Regions from separate parts of the Homo sapiens genome. Here region 1 is linked to region 2. Evidence: read pairs that join two places in POLR2A ChIA-PET (ENCODE). Cell type or tissue: GM12878. All regions are shown on one strand. Links, peaks and the distances in the headings refer to the core of each region. The heading gives the core; the rest is flanking DNA. Region 1 holds the start of LOC100505978 (a long non-coding RNA gene). Region 2 overlaps RFX4 (regulatory factor X4).

The links. ChIA-PET counts read pairs that join two places held together with the same protein. Peaks named below come from ENCODE experiments on the same cell type or tissue, not always from the same donor. Only the 100,000 strongest peaks of a DNase experiment are listed, where the experiment ranks them.
Region 1: POLR2A ChIA-PET joins it to region 2 with 11 read pairs; 2 of 35 experiments call an interaction of 5 or more read pairs at or near these places.

What each region holds. Positions count from the first base shown.
Region 1 is chr12:106,682,233-106,690,569 of GRCh38, reverse strand. RFX4 (regulatory factor X4) reads right to left here. Exons shown (of 18, transcript NM_213594.3): 6 at 3,473-3,686; 7 at 1,206-1,283. The region is part of intron 1 of LOC100287944 (a long non-coding RNA gene); the gene reads left to right. It overlaps LOC100505978 (a long non-coding RNA gene), which reads left to right and starts at 5,870. Exons shown (of 4, transcript NR_038912.1): 1 at 5,870-5,910; 2 at 6,826-7,068. In GM12878, for the core only: a CTCF peak has its summit at 7,547 (motif pointing left); no DNase peak of the experiment used is centred there.
Region 2 is chr12:106,749,830-106,758,166 of GRCh38, reverse strand. RFX4 (regulatory factor X4) reads right to left here. Exons shown (of 18, transcript NM_213594.3): 17 at 7,374-7,512. The region is part of intron 1 of LOC100287944 (a long non-coding RNA gene); the gene reads left to right. Among named protein-coding and RNA genes, the nearest start is that of RIC8B, 21 kb to the left of the region's middle. RefSeq lists an enhancer at 4,156-4,205. In GM12878, for the core only: no CTCF peak of the experiment used is centred there; a DNase peak (open chromatin) is centred at 4,416; H3K27ac peaks cover 320 bases.

The DNA of each region.
Region 1 (8,337 bases), core at 113-8,112, 67 kb after region 2:
TCCAACCAAGAACAAACGCACTGGATTGTGACATGGGTGGGAAATAAACCTCCAGTGTGCTAAGATTTGCAGAGTTATTTGTTACAGCAGCTAGTATTGTCTTAGCCAGTCACGAATCATTATTTGTCCTGATCTCAGTGATCTTTGGAATGTAAGATAGAGCCAAACCGCAGTTCGAAAGAAAGCAGGGAGTTTTCTTTCTTAAAAGAAAAAAATCACTGAAATTATTGCTCAAGTAATTTGGGACATTTTAAAGTACATTTTAGAAGTCTAGTGGATAAAAGTCAAGAGAAGGAAGAACAGTACTTCTTTACCAACACACTCCCATCTTGTCTGGAGCTGTGTCTGTGAGCAAAGTGATAGTGGAAGTGCTCAACAAACATTTACTCCTAAAGGACACAGCCGTGGGAAGGCAGAAAAGTACAGGAGAAGAGCATTTTGTACCTGACATCGTTTTTATATCCCTCCACCTACAACAGCACCCCCTTCCCACAACACACACACCAAAGGAATTTCTGGGATGTCTTCCATCAATAGCTACTGGGTTTTTTATAGTCCTTTTAGAGACCACATTGTCTTCCCTCAAAAAATAATAAAGTTATATAACTTTATTATTGGTTATTGTTCTCCCATCCTTTCTCATTTCCTCCTCTCCATTCTTTAACTACAATATTTTAAAATAAAATGGACTTCTTACATTGTTTGTATTTAACGATGGCCCTACTAATGGGATTTGATGGAAATCTATGGATCAGACCTTGGGAATGGAGGGTAACCAGCTCCAAATGTACCCAAGTGGACAAGCCTCAGGAAAAGCCTAAATATACAAAATAGAATAAAGCTTTTTATATATTTTTTCCAAAATGTAAGGAAGCTTTTCTTTAGCTTCTCTGAATCTATAATCCTGGGTTTAATGATATCCTGGCAAAATGGTCTTCCTAGTGTGCTGATAGGGCAGGAGGCAGTTCACCAGTTCAGTCAAAGGAGGAGGCCAAGCCCACTGCTATACACATGTATGGTCTATAAAATGGGGATAATAATCGTACCTGCTTCATGGGATCTCATGAGGATGAAGTGAGCTAATGGGTATCCAGGAAGGGCTTCCAGATGCCAGGCCTGGCACCTAGCAGGAGCTCATGAAATAGGAGCTAGTGTTACAAGATTTTTAATACCGAGTATTCACAGCTCAACCCTTGTTGACCTACCTCATCAAAGTTGGCTCTTATTACAGTGTCCAGTATTCTCTGACAGTGTGTTCTGTACATCATAATAAAGGTAGAAACCTGTGGGGGTGTGTAGAGGATCAACAACAAAGACATACATTAATACACATTGCTGCTGCCCTTGGACTTTCAGTTTTTAAGTCATTTCTTCCCTGTGGGGGGGATGCAATTCACCTAACACCGGCTCAGCCTACCAGACCCAGGTGAGACTGATTTTCATTAGGTGGTATTCTCTGACCCTTGGCTCCCTCCTCTGTGCTCACACAGCACGAGTGTGTTTCTCCCTGAGATACGGAATGCGCTGGTTTCTCCTCCTGCCCCCATTTTCCACCCCCTGAGACTGTGAGCTCTAGGAAAACAAAAATGGTATCTTATTCATGCTCATGTATCCAGCACTTAGCACAGTGCCTGGCACATAGAGCTAAGCAGGGTTATGGAACTAAATTCTCTTCATTGGCTGAGACCACTAGAAAGTTAAAATCCAATGTATAGTTATATGAAGAAGTGATTCTGCCTAAGTCACCATAAGACATTTGGAAATTCTCTGCAATGTGCTTAGCAAAAATAAAAAAAAAAATTAATCTCCCCCTCCATTTATCCAATAATTTTTTTATTTTTATGTTTTTTTCAATTACCTGAGAATTTTAAATCCATGGTGCAGGAAGTTCATTTGTATGTTTATTGACCAAAAAAGCAAATTTAAGAAAAAATATTTATCTATTTCTTAGATTTAATGTATCCTTTACAGATACAAGTTCATTTTCCTCATTTTAGAACATAGACATGCATTTTATATAAACTTAGTTTGACTTATACAAGCACTATCTCCCTGGTTGACTCTAAGCTTTCTGAAAGCAGGACTCATCTCATTCTTCACTGCATCCCAGATCCTAGTGTGACATGGAGACTTAGTAGAAGCTCAATACATGTTAGAGCAGCACTGGGTTGCATCAATAGGTGCATTAAAGATGTGATACTCGACTGGGCCCGGTGGCTCACACCTGTAATCCCAGCACTTTGGGAGGCCGAGGTGGGCAGATCATGAGGTCAGAAGTTCGAGACCAGCCTGGCCAACATGGTGAAACCCCGTCTCTACTAAAAATACAAAAATTAGCTGGGTGTGATGGCGGGCGCCTGTAATCACAGCTACTTGGGAGGCTGAGGCAGGAGAATTGCTTGAACCTGGGAGGCGGAGGTTGCAGTGAGCTGAGATTGCGCCACTGCACTCTAGGCTGGATGACAGAGCAAGACTCCATCTCAAAAAAAAAAAAAAAAAAAAAAAGAAATGTGATACCCCAAGGGAAACTTCCCCAAATTTATTTTTCCAGTAACTTGCTCCAAATATTCTATGATCAAAACTATCAGATTCACTATACCTATAAAATCTTCTTTGACTGTTAGACTATTATTTCACCAAATCCCCTGCAGCACATGGGAAAATGGACTTTATCCTGTGGAAAAGCAATTCAGAGGGGAGAGGTTCTTTCCTCATGAAATGAGACAGCATAAGATCATAGGACAGGTAGGTAGGTAGAAAGACAGAAGATAGATGATAGGTAGATAGACAGATAGGCATACATGATAGAGATTGACAGAGCAAATTTTATTTTAGAATAGTTTTGGATTTACAGAAAAGTTGTAAAGATAGTACTGGGAGTTCCCATATGCCTCACCCCAATTGTTAACATCTTGCATTACTAGGATATATTTGTCACAACTAATAAACTCATAGTGATAAATTGTTATTAACTATAGTCCATGCTTTATTTTGATTTCTTTTCTTTTTTTTTTTTTTTTGAGATGGAGTTTCGCTCTTGTTGCCCAGGCTGCAGTGCAATGGTGCAATCTTGGCTCACTGCAACCTCTGCCTCCCAGGTTCAAGCAATTCTCCCGCCTCAGCCTCCAGCTGGAATTACAGGTGCCCACCTCCACACCTGGCTAATTTTTTGTATTTTTAGTAGAGACAGGGTTTCACCATGTTGGTCAGGCTGGTCTTGAACTCCTGACCTCAAGTGATTCACCCACCTCAGCCTCCCAAGTGCTGAAATTACAGGCATGAGCCACCTCTCCTGGCCTGGATTTCTATCTTTATATTTTTAAACTCACGGTTTTGCAATAAATGTGTGTGTGTGTGTGTGTGTGTGTGTGTGTGTGTGTGTGTGTGAGAGAGAGAGAGAGATAGAGACAGAGAGAGAGAGAGAAAGAGAGAGAAACCACCCACCCCAAATAGTCACTTCAGTTGTAGTTACCTTCTCCTCAGGCAGGCTGGCTGGCAGATTTAGATCTTTGACATTGGGAAATTCTGGCAGCAGTGTTCCGAGTTTGGACCGGGGTGAATATGCCACTGTCTGTTTGCTCACTTCTTTCTTGCCCGTCTCACTCACCCAGGCAGCTCCTTTCTTGGAATACATCACATCATAATATTGGGAGCTTTCTTTCACTGCAATGCCATAGTAATGGTACCTGGGCCACAAGGGGAGGGAGGGAGAGAGAGAAAAAAAAAAAAAGAGAGAGACCCACATGCACTGTTATTAAGTGAGGTTTCCTGAGTAGGGAGTGTTGCCCAAGGCCAAGGAAAGCTGGGGCCATCCTACCTGGGGATAGAAGAGTTAACTCTCCTGTAAGGCTAATATCACTGAAATATAGAATTAAACCAAAGTGCCAGCCATCAATCAGGCAGGTAAAAATAACCAAAATTGCCTCCTACAGAAAACGTTAAGTCAAATACTTTGCAAAGCAGAGAGGGGATGAAAAATTTTCCATTAGTACTTGATCTCTCATGTCTAGCCAAATGGGATACCAGCACTTGAGGGTCCCTTCTCTGTGGGGACCCAAGCAGGATATGTTTGTGACTACTAACTGCACCTCTAATAAAAATTCATTTGGCCTGTGTTTTCCTTTTCTTTTTTCTTTCTTTTTCTTTTTTTTTTTTTTTGAGACAGAGTCTCGCTCTGTCACCTAGGCTGGAGTGCAGTGGTGCAATCTCAGCTTACTGAACCTCCACGCCTCCCGGGTTCAAGCGATTCTCCTGCCTCAGCCTCCTAAGTAGCTGGGATTACAGGCATGTGCCACCACACCCAGCTAACATTTGTATTTTTAGTAGAGATGGTGTTCCATCATGTTGGTCAGGTTGGTCTCAAACTCCTGACCTCATGATCTGCCCACCTTGGCCTCCCAAAGTGCTGGGATTACAGGCATGAGCCACCGCGCCTGGCCTTGGCCTATGTTTTTCTTAATCAATAAATGGTAGTCTCAAAGAACTGTATTTTTAAAAAGGTAAATTCAGTGCTTCAGTTGACACTGAATGTAAAGCGAAGACCAGAACTTTTTATTAACTCAAAATAGGCTTAATATTAGCAATGTTTTCAATTAAGACTAACAAGGGATTGGAGGCTGCATTTTGTTTAGATTTTAGCTATAATCTATTGAGCATTATATATTGGCTACATGCCAGGCAGTTTGCAAAGGACTTTGCATGCATTAATTTGTAAAATAACCAATAATGGAAATTATTACAGTCTTTCTACACATGAGAAACTGGAGGCAAGAAAGCTCAAATAATTTGTTTAAGGTCATATAGCTGTTTAGGGGAGGAACAGGTTCTTGAACACAGACAGGTCTTTTTGACTATGAAGCCACAGTGCTATCCTACTGAAAACACTGCAAGATAGTCTTATAAACTTTGATCTTATCAGAATCATTTTTAAAGTTTAATAAAAATACAGACTCCTGGGCCCTCTCTCAGTACCTACTGATTTAGAACATCTGGGAATGGGGCCCAGGAATCAGCACTGAATCAAGCACCATAGGGGTAATTCTAAAGCACATCAGTTTGAGATCTCTGGTACTGAGTGCTTGACACACATTATCTTATTTAATCTCACAAAATCCCCATAAAGCTAGAATTAATTATTATCCCCATTTTTATAGATAAGGAAACTAAGGCCCAGAGAATTTAAGTCATGCACCCAAGATCAGCCAGTGAGTAAGGAGCAGAGGCAGGATTTGAACCTCCCAAGTGCTTTGAACCACTAAGCCAGTGATTCTCAAACCTTACTACTACTAAGAATCACTTACAAAACATATTAAAATATCCCTGGTAGTCTAGTAGCTAGGACTAAAAGAAGAAGAAGAAAAAAAACCATTAAAATAGAGACTCCTGGGCCCTGCTCCCCCCTTAAAGACTCCTATTTAGTACGTCTAGAGTCGATTTTCACAGTCCCGTGGCAATACAAATGTTAGGTCATCCGTGGACCTCGCTTTCAGAAACACCGCACAACATATTAACTACTTTTCTCTACCCATGGAGATACAATGAAAGTCACAAAATCATACAGATGAGAAGGCATTTTGAATTATGGGAAGGGCTTTTGCGAGGAGGGAAGAGATGAGCACGTCAAAACCTTCCCTCTCCCCAACCCTCCTTTACTCCTGATACCATTCCGTGATATTTCTGCTTAGTGGGCATCTCGAATCTATCTGAATGCCTTCTGGGATGAAGAATTCAGACCCTCCGAAGGCAGCCCAGTTCATTTTGCCAGTATGGTTATCAGAAAATTCTTTGTGCTGAGCGAAGTCTGCCTTCTGTGCCTTCCGTGTCTTCTACTACTTCTCAACTGTCATAACTGCCTTCCCACCTGGAACTCACTCTGTGGGTGGGGGAGGAGCATGGTTCCGGTGGCTTCAGGTGGGATGACAGTTATGACACACCACCGTAACCTTAAAAAGTTCACCTTTATAACTTCTTAAGAGCCAGATCATCTAATATGTTCAGACCAGACCACTTCTTGACTATTCAGAGATCACGTAGCTAAAATCAACAACCACAGTGAAGCTACTGCTCTGATCTTGAGTTCTTCTATTTCAGTTCTGTAGGGCACAACAACACATTCCTCACCAGCCACCCCCAGATTTATTTATTTATTTTTTAATTTCTTCTAAAAAAAGGCAGGGGATACATGTGCAGAATGTGCTTTTTTTTGAGACAGGTCTCGCTCTGTCACCCTGGCTGGAGTGCAGTGGTGCAATCGTGGCTCACTGAAACCTCTGCCTTTCAGCTTCAAGCAATTCTCCTGCCTCAGCCTCCTGAGTAGCTGGGACTAAAGGGACGTGCCACCATGCCCGGCTAATTTTTGTATTTTTTGTAGAGATGGGGTTTCACCATGTTGGCCAGGCTGATCTTGAACTCCTGACCTCAAGTGATCTACGGGCCTCAGCCTCCCAAAGTGCTGGGATTACAGGCGTGAGCCACTGCACCTGGCCCACCCCCCCAGATTTCTTCTGTCATTGTCAATTTGCCAAGGGAGTTTCTCTATAAGGCCATGATGCAGGTTGGAGACAAGAGCTTCTTACTGCCTTTCAACTGGTCGAAGGTGTGACCAACTTTGGAGTATCCTTATGGAAGAGGATACAATAAAATTGATTATACAGAATTTTTAAAGAGGGTATTTTGCCAACCTCGAGGTTAAAGAAAAAGAAAAACAAACAAAACAAAAACAGACTCTCCCATGTGGACAGAAGGAAATTTTCTCTGTTTATGCAGGATGGGAAACCTTTCTGCTCTCTCTTTACTGTGTGTCTTTACTATTTCTGCTCTTCTTAGAAATGAGCAACAAGCTATCGGAGCCACTGATTCCTCAAAGACCAAGAGCTGGAGAAAAATAATTTATTTTCATTTATTCCATATCGTTCTATCCATCCACTCTTCTGTTTGACCAACATTTTGAATTGCCTACTATGTGTTTACCAGCAAACAAGGAAGAACCTGGCTTTTGTAATCTATAATCGTACCAAGGCTGAAACCTTACTTTTAAACAAATACCAGAATTTTAAAATTATAACTGAGGTTTGTTTTTTTTTTTTTTTTTTTTTTTTTTTTTTCAGAATAGTCATCTTGGAAAATTATTAGGAATTTATTCCAAGAGGTCCTTTGTTCAACAGTCTTCTGGAAATTCCTTTAGAGACTGGTTCAAAAGCTTCTGAGCTACACCAAAAAAATTAGTCTCATTATTTTCAGAATACCAAAAAAGGGTTTTTCCCAGTTCGATCATCCATTTTCTTTCCCTACCTTGGCTCCAAAATCAAACCCACCCTTGGAGGATGGGAATGTGCTGCCCAGGGATGAGAGGAGCTGGTGAGGGACAGGGGTTTGGCCCAGGGTGAGAGCACTGGACATGCTTTTGACACATCCTTCAAGACAAGTCTTAAAAGTCCTATATGGTTGCCTTTCTAAAAAGTTACAGTGTTTTATAGGTCACTATGTGCTGACCTGCTCAACGTGGTCAAAATGCTTAGAAATGCTGCATAATAAGGCACCCTCTAGTGGAGTCACCTTGTACATTAGCATAATAAGGGTTCTGAGAAGTCTTGCAGTAAAGGAAACTGTTTAAACTTAGTGTTAACCAAACTTATAGGGCCTGCTGCTCTTCTTCATGGAACACCTATTATCGTCCAACAATTTTTGAAACATCCTTAGAGGCAAGTCCTATAAATGCAGATTTTAATGAAGGTCGAGCAGTACAGGAAGAGATTCCCTTCCCACTGACTCACACCTAGCAGACAAGTGTCTGCACAGCCTTCTGCACTCCCCTAGTCTTTACTTAAATGTAACCTCCTCTGAAAGACCTTCCCTGGCCATTCCTCTTTTGTTGCTCTCTGCTACAACTTTGTCACAATCTGATTCTCTGTTTTGTCTGTTTCCCACCGGAATCTATGCTCCATGAGGGCAGCAACTGATTTGCTCCTGTGTTCCCAGTACCTAGCACCACATATGTGACACACAGAAAGTATAAAGCATGAGTTGGTTGGTTGCTTGATGAAACTGATGAATGGGAAGCCGTGAACCCTCATGGACCATGGTGCAGCTGGACCTTTCTGCCCCATCTCCCATGCAGGGAATAGTACAGTTTTGCTTCTCTGGTCTACTGCATACTATCAGAGCAGAGTTTGCTCAGCAAAACAGTCCAGATAACCTGGTGATCCTCCAAGAGGCCACAAGGCAATCCTTTCAATGATGCCCAAGACTATTTTACAAAATATGCCTAAAAGCAGGGTGGTACAAAATCAGATTCCTTAAAGCAGCAGAGCCAACTCGTCTTGGGCTTTTGGACAACCT
Region 2 (8,337 bases), core at 285-8,284:
TACATCCGGTTTCATACAGGGTCCTTAAGCATGCTGGGCACAAATTCCAGGGTCCAGAGATCTCTGTCTGGAATAAGGCACCTTTTGTTGAGGGCCCATAACAGCAAGTTACCATTCTTTGGATCAAATCATATGCTGTTGCTACTGATTTTAAAAAGGACATAAGTCACCAGTTTACCATCCCTTGAAAGGAGTGTATGAGAGGTGCCTGTGTGCACATGTGTGTGCCTGCACACACAGTCCAACGTTCATCAGATGCCTATGGCAAAAGCCCATCTCAGCTGTGACTGACTCTTGCTCTCTTTGGAACCATATTAGGAAGATCTATTTTGAGAAATGACTCTCCACACCAAGGGCTGACTTTCCTACACATGGAGAGGGAAGAAAGAGCCCTTTATTCCTGACCCCTTACCAAATGAGCTGCTACTTGAACAAGGGGTGAAAGGTGGCCCAGTCAGGAGCACAAACTGTTTTCCTATGAAAGGCGGCTCTCACTGCACCAAAGTACTGCCAGAGGGCTCACCCCTAGCCTCTTAGCTTCTTCTGGAGAAGGATGTAGCTCCCAAAAAATCTTTGTCAGACAGTCCACATCTGCTGAGCTTTTTTTTTTTTTTTTTTTGAGACAGGGTCTTGCCCTGTCACCCAGGCTGGAGTGCAGTGGGGTGATTTCAGCTCACTCCAACCTGTGCCTCCCAGGCTTAAGTGATCCTCCCACCTGAGCCTCTCAAGTAGCTGGGACTACAGGTATGTGCCACCACTCCCAGATAATTTTTAAATTTTTTGTAGAGGTGAGGTCTCACTACATTGCCCAGGCTGATCTCAAACTTCTGGGCTCAAACGGTCATCCCACTGGAACTCCTGGGCTTCCAGCCTCCCCAAGTGTTGGGATTACAAGTGTGAGCCACCATCCCTCTGCTGCTGAGCCTTTAGAGTCAGGATTAGTTAAGTTATTACATGTGAAACACTTAGAACTCCTATGTAGTAAGTTTTCAAAAAGTGTTAGCTGTTATTAATGTTCTTTTTAGAATCACAGGGTCATGGTCCATTAATGATAGGAAGAGCCTTAGTGACTGACCATCTGGTTCTACCTCTGGGTTTACAGATGAAATAATTAAGGTCAAGAGAAGGGAAATGATCTACTGCAGTCACACAGCAACTTAGTACCAGAGTAAGAATCCAGTCATTCATTCATTTCATTGACAAGTATTTACTGAGCACTCACTGAGGGCCAAGTTCGGTGCTAGGCCATGGGAATATAATGGGGAGAGAAAAAGGACTTGGTCCTGGCTTTCACAGAGCTAGTACAGTGAGGGAGACAGATCTTAATTATAAAATTACCCTAAATATAATATTATAACTATGGTGTTACAAAGGATAATAATAAAATGTGTTAACTATGAGCCAGGCCCTGTTCCGACCTTTATTAACTCACTTGACCCTCACTGCAACCCTGTAAAATAGATACCATAATTATCCTCATTTTTCAGATGAGAAAATTGAGGCACAGGGCTAATTGGAGGCAAAGCTGGGATTTGAACCCAGGGAGCCTGGCTCTACAGTCAGAGATCTTACAACACTATCATTGATTAATTTTTTTTTTTTCTTTTTGGCCCAAGACACCAACCCAAAGTACAGTGCCCTAAGCAAACTTTGTAGCACCCAATGGTCCTGGGTTGGTTTGAGCCAGGCTGCTGAAGATTCTGTGAGAGGGGGTGATTAGCTGATAAGGCTGGGCCTCTGCCTTTCAGATGAGAAATAAGGGACAGCTTTCCAGTCTAAGTGTGATCAAATGGCTTTTGAGCTCAAGGTCCCCAGTTCCACTATGGCTGCTTGACAGGGTAGAGGTTCTATGAACATGTATTGAATGAGGCTCAGAAAGATTTTGTAGCTATGTACTTGGTCTGGTTTATTTTCTCCTTTTGGTTGGGCCTGGGAATGGGGAACCTGGAAAGAGGCAGCTTACTTTGATGTGAACAAGTGCAGCACAGTTGCAATGTTTTTCCAAAATAATTCAAACCTCACGCTGTGAAACCTCATTCATCTGGACTCACTAAGTCAAAAGTTACAAGAATCTAAGCAGGGCTGGGAGGTTTACCTTTGTAGTACCCAGGAAGAAAGTATATATTGTGCAAATAAGTAGTGTAAACAAGGGCATACACATATTCTATTTTGAAAACAAATGACTTAAAATTATTTTGAGCATATAAATGCTGGGAAACCTACAATTACTGCACTTCATAGATGTATCAGCCCTCTAAGGCAAATCTAGCTGGCATTTATTTGCAGTAGTTTCAGTTACTTTTGTGCTGATGACCAATTGCATTTCTCCAACCATATTGTATACTTGGAATTTGTCTTCCAATTCAGACTGTCCTTTTCCCTGGTGAGTCTGATGTAGTGAAGTGTGATATTCAGTTACTCAGAATTGGAACAGCTTGACCCCTGCTCTGGAAAGCTAAAACTAATTAGCCCTGCAGTGGATTTTCTCTATGCTGAACCTTAAACCAAAGAACCAATAAACGTAAGAAATAAGGTTATCTTGGGGTGTGTGCTTCTCTTTGGCAACTTGAAACTTACTGAGAATAGCAGCAGTAACCTCTTGAATTCACCTTCCACTCTCCGAAACAGTAGTATTAAGTACCACTGGTTTAGCATTGGGTTTGAGAGCTGGAGGATTTGCATTTGAGTCTGCTTTGTCCCTTACTGGATGCATGACCTGGGGCACATTACCTTCTGAGGCAGTCTACTTATCTTTAAAAACTGAGGGAAAAGTCTAGGTGTGGTGGTTCACGCCTGTAACCCTAGCACTTTGGGAGGCCAAGGCAGGAGGATCACTGGAGCCCAGGAGTTCGAGACATGTCTGGTCAACATGGCGAGACTTTGTCTCTACAAAAACACAAAAATCAGCTGGGCTTGGTGGCATGTGCCTATAGTCCCAGGTACTTGGGAGGCTGAGGTGGGAGGATCACTTGAGCCCAGGAGGTAGAGGTTGCAGTGAGCCAAGATTGCGCAGCTGCACTCCAGCCTGGGTGACAGAGTGAGATCCTGTCTCCAAAAATGCTTTCTTCCCAGGGTTGTTAGGGCAATTAAGTGAGTCTGTATATTTAAATATGCCTAGAACAGTGCTCTGAATAAATGTTAATGAAAAACAAAACAAAGGATACTTTGTCTTTAGACAGTACCTTCCCCCAGAGAGTATATTTTGAACACTGACCTCACTCATCAACCTGGGTAGAGACTGATATAATTAATTTCTTCCCACCCCATTTTACAGATGGAGACTAAGGCATAAACCATGAAGTGTGGAGTGTGTGTATATTGAGGGGAGTGTCAGAGGCACTCGTCTAAGAGTCACAAGGCATGGTGGCGAAGAGCCTGGCCTAGGACCCTTTGGACTCTCACACCTTGTCTGGATTAAAAGGGCCCTTCCATGGGCTTTCACTTGTCCTTGGGCCATTCTATTAAGACCAGATATTAAATGGCAGTGTTCCAGTTGGGGACTGTTGTGGCTTCCAGAGCAGGACCTCATAGGCCTTGAGGAGACCTTGGCTTCTTTTTATGGCAATGGCTTTAAAAATATCACCCCAGAAAACCAGCTCCTGCCATTTCATGAGGGGGAATGAGGAAGTGAAGAAGGAGGGAAGACAATGCCCAGAACTATGGCTTGATGATGCTGTCTCCCACTGGAGCATAAGCTCTACCAAAGCAGGCATGCTCTGTCTCCTTCTCACTGTACTCCCAGTGGCTAGTGCAGTGCTTGCACATAGTTACCCAGGAGCCATTTGAGAAATAAATTAATGAATGAATGAGATGCTTGGAGTGTGCGGAGTGATCTAGGCTGTTGCAGCCGTTCTCAGTCATGCAGTGGATCACAGTGAGGAGCACAGAGTGCTCCCAAGAGACGGAGCTCCTAAGGAGCTGGCATCTCTGTGTGACGCAGTTGGAGACCTATAATGAATGCCCCAGGTGATGATTTATTGGAATCAACTTCTTGGCTTGTCTGGGGATTAAACCAGGGCTCCCCTTGGTACTGCAGATGGAAATCAAAACAAACACCTGTTTGCCCAGAATGCCCATGTGTTGTGGATACGTTCTCCTTGGTGTCCTCCCTCAGAGACAAGTCTTTGTGCTAACAGCTGATGTAATTACAGCCTCCATGCTAGCGTCAGTCCTGCCATCTCATTCCTAAACTTCTGCAAGTGCTTTGGAGCAGAGCCCCCTGCCTCCACCAGTCCCCCTTGGTTCATTTTGTGGGGGCCCTGAGAGCTCTCTTTCTTAATCATAGCTCTGATCTTACCACTCCGTAGCTTCCTGTGCCTGCAGAATAGAGTGAGCGTGCTCAGCACACCATACTATTGTTCATGCTGACGCCACCTCCCATGTACTCATCTGCTCAGTGTACACTTAGTGAATGCCTGCATCTGAGAGGCGGCAGGGGGTGGTGCCTGAGAGCTTGGACAGGAGTCACAGCGCCTGGGTTCAACCCCTCAGGCAGGTTACTGTGAGTCTCACTTCCTCTTCTGCAGGGGTTATCTAAGGGATGTGGAGAGTGCTCAGCGCAGAGCCTGGCATACAACACGTGTTCAGGAGAAGGTAGCTCCTCTTTCTGATAGGTGCCAAGTGCTGTGACCTGAGGATACTGGACTTCATCTTTGCCTTCAGGGAGCTTAGGGTCTCCGTGCGCGTCAGACAGGAAAGTTGGTGATGATAACAGGGTGTGAGAAATGCTACTGAGAGAGGAAACCCAGGGAGTGGCACCTAATAAGGTCCTGGAGGACTCAAGGTGGTACTTTCAGGAATGCCACAAAGACGGCAATATGATTGCCATGAATGCCCATCATGAATGCCCAGCCGAAGAGACTGGGGAAGAGACACCCAGCCAGAGGGAACAATTTCTGCAAAGACATGGAGGAACTCGGCACATCCAAGACAACCACATGTGGGCTGGCATGGCTGCGGGGAGGGAGGGAGTTTGTGAGTAGGCCAGAAAGGTAACCAGTCTTAAGAGACATACTAAAGAATTGAACTTGTCCTGGAAAGCAATGATGTGCCAAAGACAGGGAAAGTGTCACGGTCAGTTGGGTTTTTTTCCGAAAGCCTCCTCTAGCAGCAGTGTAGGGGGTGGACCAGAGATGGGGCACATTTTAGAGGCATAGAGACCACCAGGAAGGCTTCTGTCTTCATCTAAGCTGGATATGATAAAGGCCTGAGCTGAGACGAGCACAGAGGGCATACAGAGATACTTAGGATGCAGAGTGGAACTGGCCACCAGTCGGATCAGAGCCAAGGCACAGGGAAGTGTTAGACAGGTAGAGTGTCCAGCGGTGGTTTCCCAAATGCAGCCAAGTGCAATGGCCTGTCTATTCCCCACAGGCCACAGAGGGCTGATTTGGCTTATTAGACAGTGAGGAGCCCAAGGAGATGTAGGGCCTGAGAGTGATTTGAAAAGGGATCCATTTCAGGAGGATTCTTCGGCTTAAGATTACCTGTGCGGGCTGGATGAAAAGAGCAGACACGGGACACCCCAAGGCCAGTTAAAATGATGTTGAGAGACCAGTCCTGACAAGACTCCATGAGGGTCTGCACCAGGAGAGTGGTGATGGGAAAGGAGACCCAAGGCCCAGGGTGAGGGTAGCTGCCCGAAAAAGGGCAGCAGACATGCAGCCAATTAGATCTTGGCATGAAGAGGTCAAAGAGGGGATAGAATGAAAAAAAAAACTGTTTAGCGACCAGGTGTGTGAGAGCAAATGGAGCATGAACACTGGCCGAGCACCCACTGTGGGCCAGCCATTGGAGGCCAGAAATGACACTGATGAAAAGACTGTCCTACAGTAACCAAAACAGCATGGTACTGGTACCAAAACAGAGATATAGATCAATGGAACAGAACAGAGCCCTCAGAAATAACGCCGCATATCTACAACTATCTGATCTTTGACAAACCTGAGAAAAACAAGCAATGGGGAAAGGATTCCCTATTTAATAAATGGTGCTGGGAAAACTGGCTAGCCATATGTAGAAAGCTGAAACTGGATCCCTTCCTTACGCCTTATACAAAAATCAATTCAAGATGGATTAAAGACTTAAACGTTAGACCTAAAACCATAAAAACCCTAGAAGAAAACCTAGGCATTACCATTCAGGACATAGGCATGGGCAAGGACTTCATGTCTAAAACACCAAAAGCAATGGCAACAAAAGACAAAATTGACAAATGGGATCTAATTAAACTAAAGAGCTTCTGCACAGCAAAAGAAACTACCATCAGAGTGAACAGGCAACCTACAAAATGGGAGAAAATTTTCGCAACCTTCTCATCTGACAAAGGGCTAATATCCAGAATCTACAATGAACTCAAACAAATTTACAAGAAAAAAACGAACAACCCCATCAAAAAGTGGGCTAAGGACATGAACAGACACTTCTCAAAAGAAGACATTTGTGCAGCCAAAAAACACATGAAAAAATGCTCACCATCACTGGCCATCAGAGAAATGCAAATCAAAACCACAATGAGATACCATCTCACACCAGTTAGAATGGCAATCATTAAAAAGTCAGGAAACAACAGGTGCTGGAGAGGATGTGGAGAAATAGGAACACTTTTACACTGTTGGTGGGACTGTAAACTAGTTCAACCATTGTGGAAGTCAGTGTGGCGATTCCTCAGGGATCTAGAACTAGAGATACCATTTGACCCAGCCATCCCATTACTGGGTATACACCCAAAGGACTATAAATCATGCTGCTATAAAGACACATGCACACGTATGTTTATTGCGGCATTATTCACAATAGCAAAGACTTGGAACCAACCCAAATGTCCAACAATGATAGACTGGATTAAGAAAATGTGGCACATATACACCATGGAATACTATGCAGCCATAAAAAATGATGAGTTCATGTCCTTTGTAGGGACATGGATGAAATTGGAAATCATCATTCTCAGTAAATTATCGCAAGAACAAAAAACCAAACACTGCATGTTCTCACTCATAGGTGGGAATTGAACAATGAGATCACATGGACACAGGAAGGGGAACATCACACTCTGGGGACTGTTGTGGGGTAGGGGGAGGGGGGAGGGATAGCATTGGGAGATATACCTAATGCTAGATGAGGAGTTAGTGGGTGCAGCACACCAGCATGGCACATGTATACGTATGTAACTAACCTGCACAATGTGCACATGTACCCTAAAACTTAAAGTATAATAATAAAAATAAATAAATAAATAAATAAAGACTGTCCTCTCCTTGGGGACACACACGCTGCACACACAGTATGCATAACAGTTTATGAACTGTGTTAACCAGATTTGGCACCAAGTATACCAAGGCCTGGCCAAGAAACCAGGACCACTGACTCACCTGTGCAGAGCTCCTGTGGTAAGGGGCATAGTGGAGTGGCCCAGAGATAGCTGTGTCATGAGGGAGGGCCGGATACTGGCTCTGCATGGGGTGAGGATGCTGGTTGCCATAGCTCCCATAGTTATAGCTTCCCGTGTATCTAAAATGCATCAAGCACATTGAATAGTGTGAGTAATAGCAAGAACAGATCAGTTTGACACCTTTTTAAAAACCTCATCTATTTTTTTTCCTTTTTCTTCTTTTTTCTCTTTTCTTTTCTTCCCCCCTTCACCCCCAATCCCATTTTTCTTTCTTTCATCTGTTTTTTTTTTTTTTTTGAGTCAGGGTCTCATTCTGTTGCCCAGGCTGGAGTGCAGTGGCATGATCTTGGCTCACTGCAACCTCCGCCTCCTGGGTTCAAATGATTCTCCTGCCTCAGCCTCCTGAGTAGCTGAGATTACAGGCATGTGCCACCATGCCCGGCTAATTTTTATATTTTTAATAGAGATGGGGTTTCACCATGTTGGCCAGGCTGGTCTCAAATTCCTGACATCAGGTGATCCACCCACCTTGGCCTCCCCAAATGCTGGGATTACAGGCATGAGCTACCGTGTCCGGCCTCTTCTTTTTGATTCTTACCATTTCCACTCTTGTGGCCTTGTTATGGTTAACTTAAAACCCCAGGTTGATTTTCCTTCTCCCTCAACACCTAGAAGATACCTCCCTTACCCCCCAGCCAGCGTTCAGGGATGAAATCTAGCCCTGAGCCAAACATCATTAGTGATGGAAACCTCTACTCCTGCTGTGTTTAAAACCCCTGTTGTATCCTGAAATCAAATAGGGATAACAAAAAACAAACCACTGTGAGATTTATGTTTTTGTATCACTCAGGCCTCTGCTTCCACATCATGGGGAAGGATGTAGTGGGTTTCTGTAAGCTGTCTCCTGGGGGGAGAGCACCATGGCGTGTTCAAACAGGCATCAA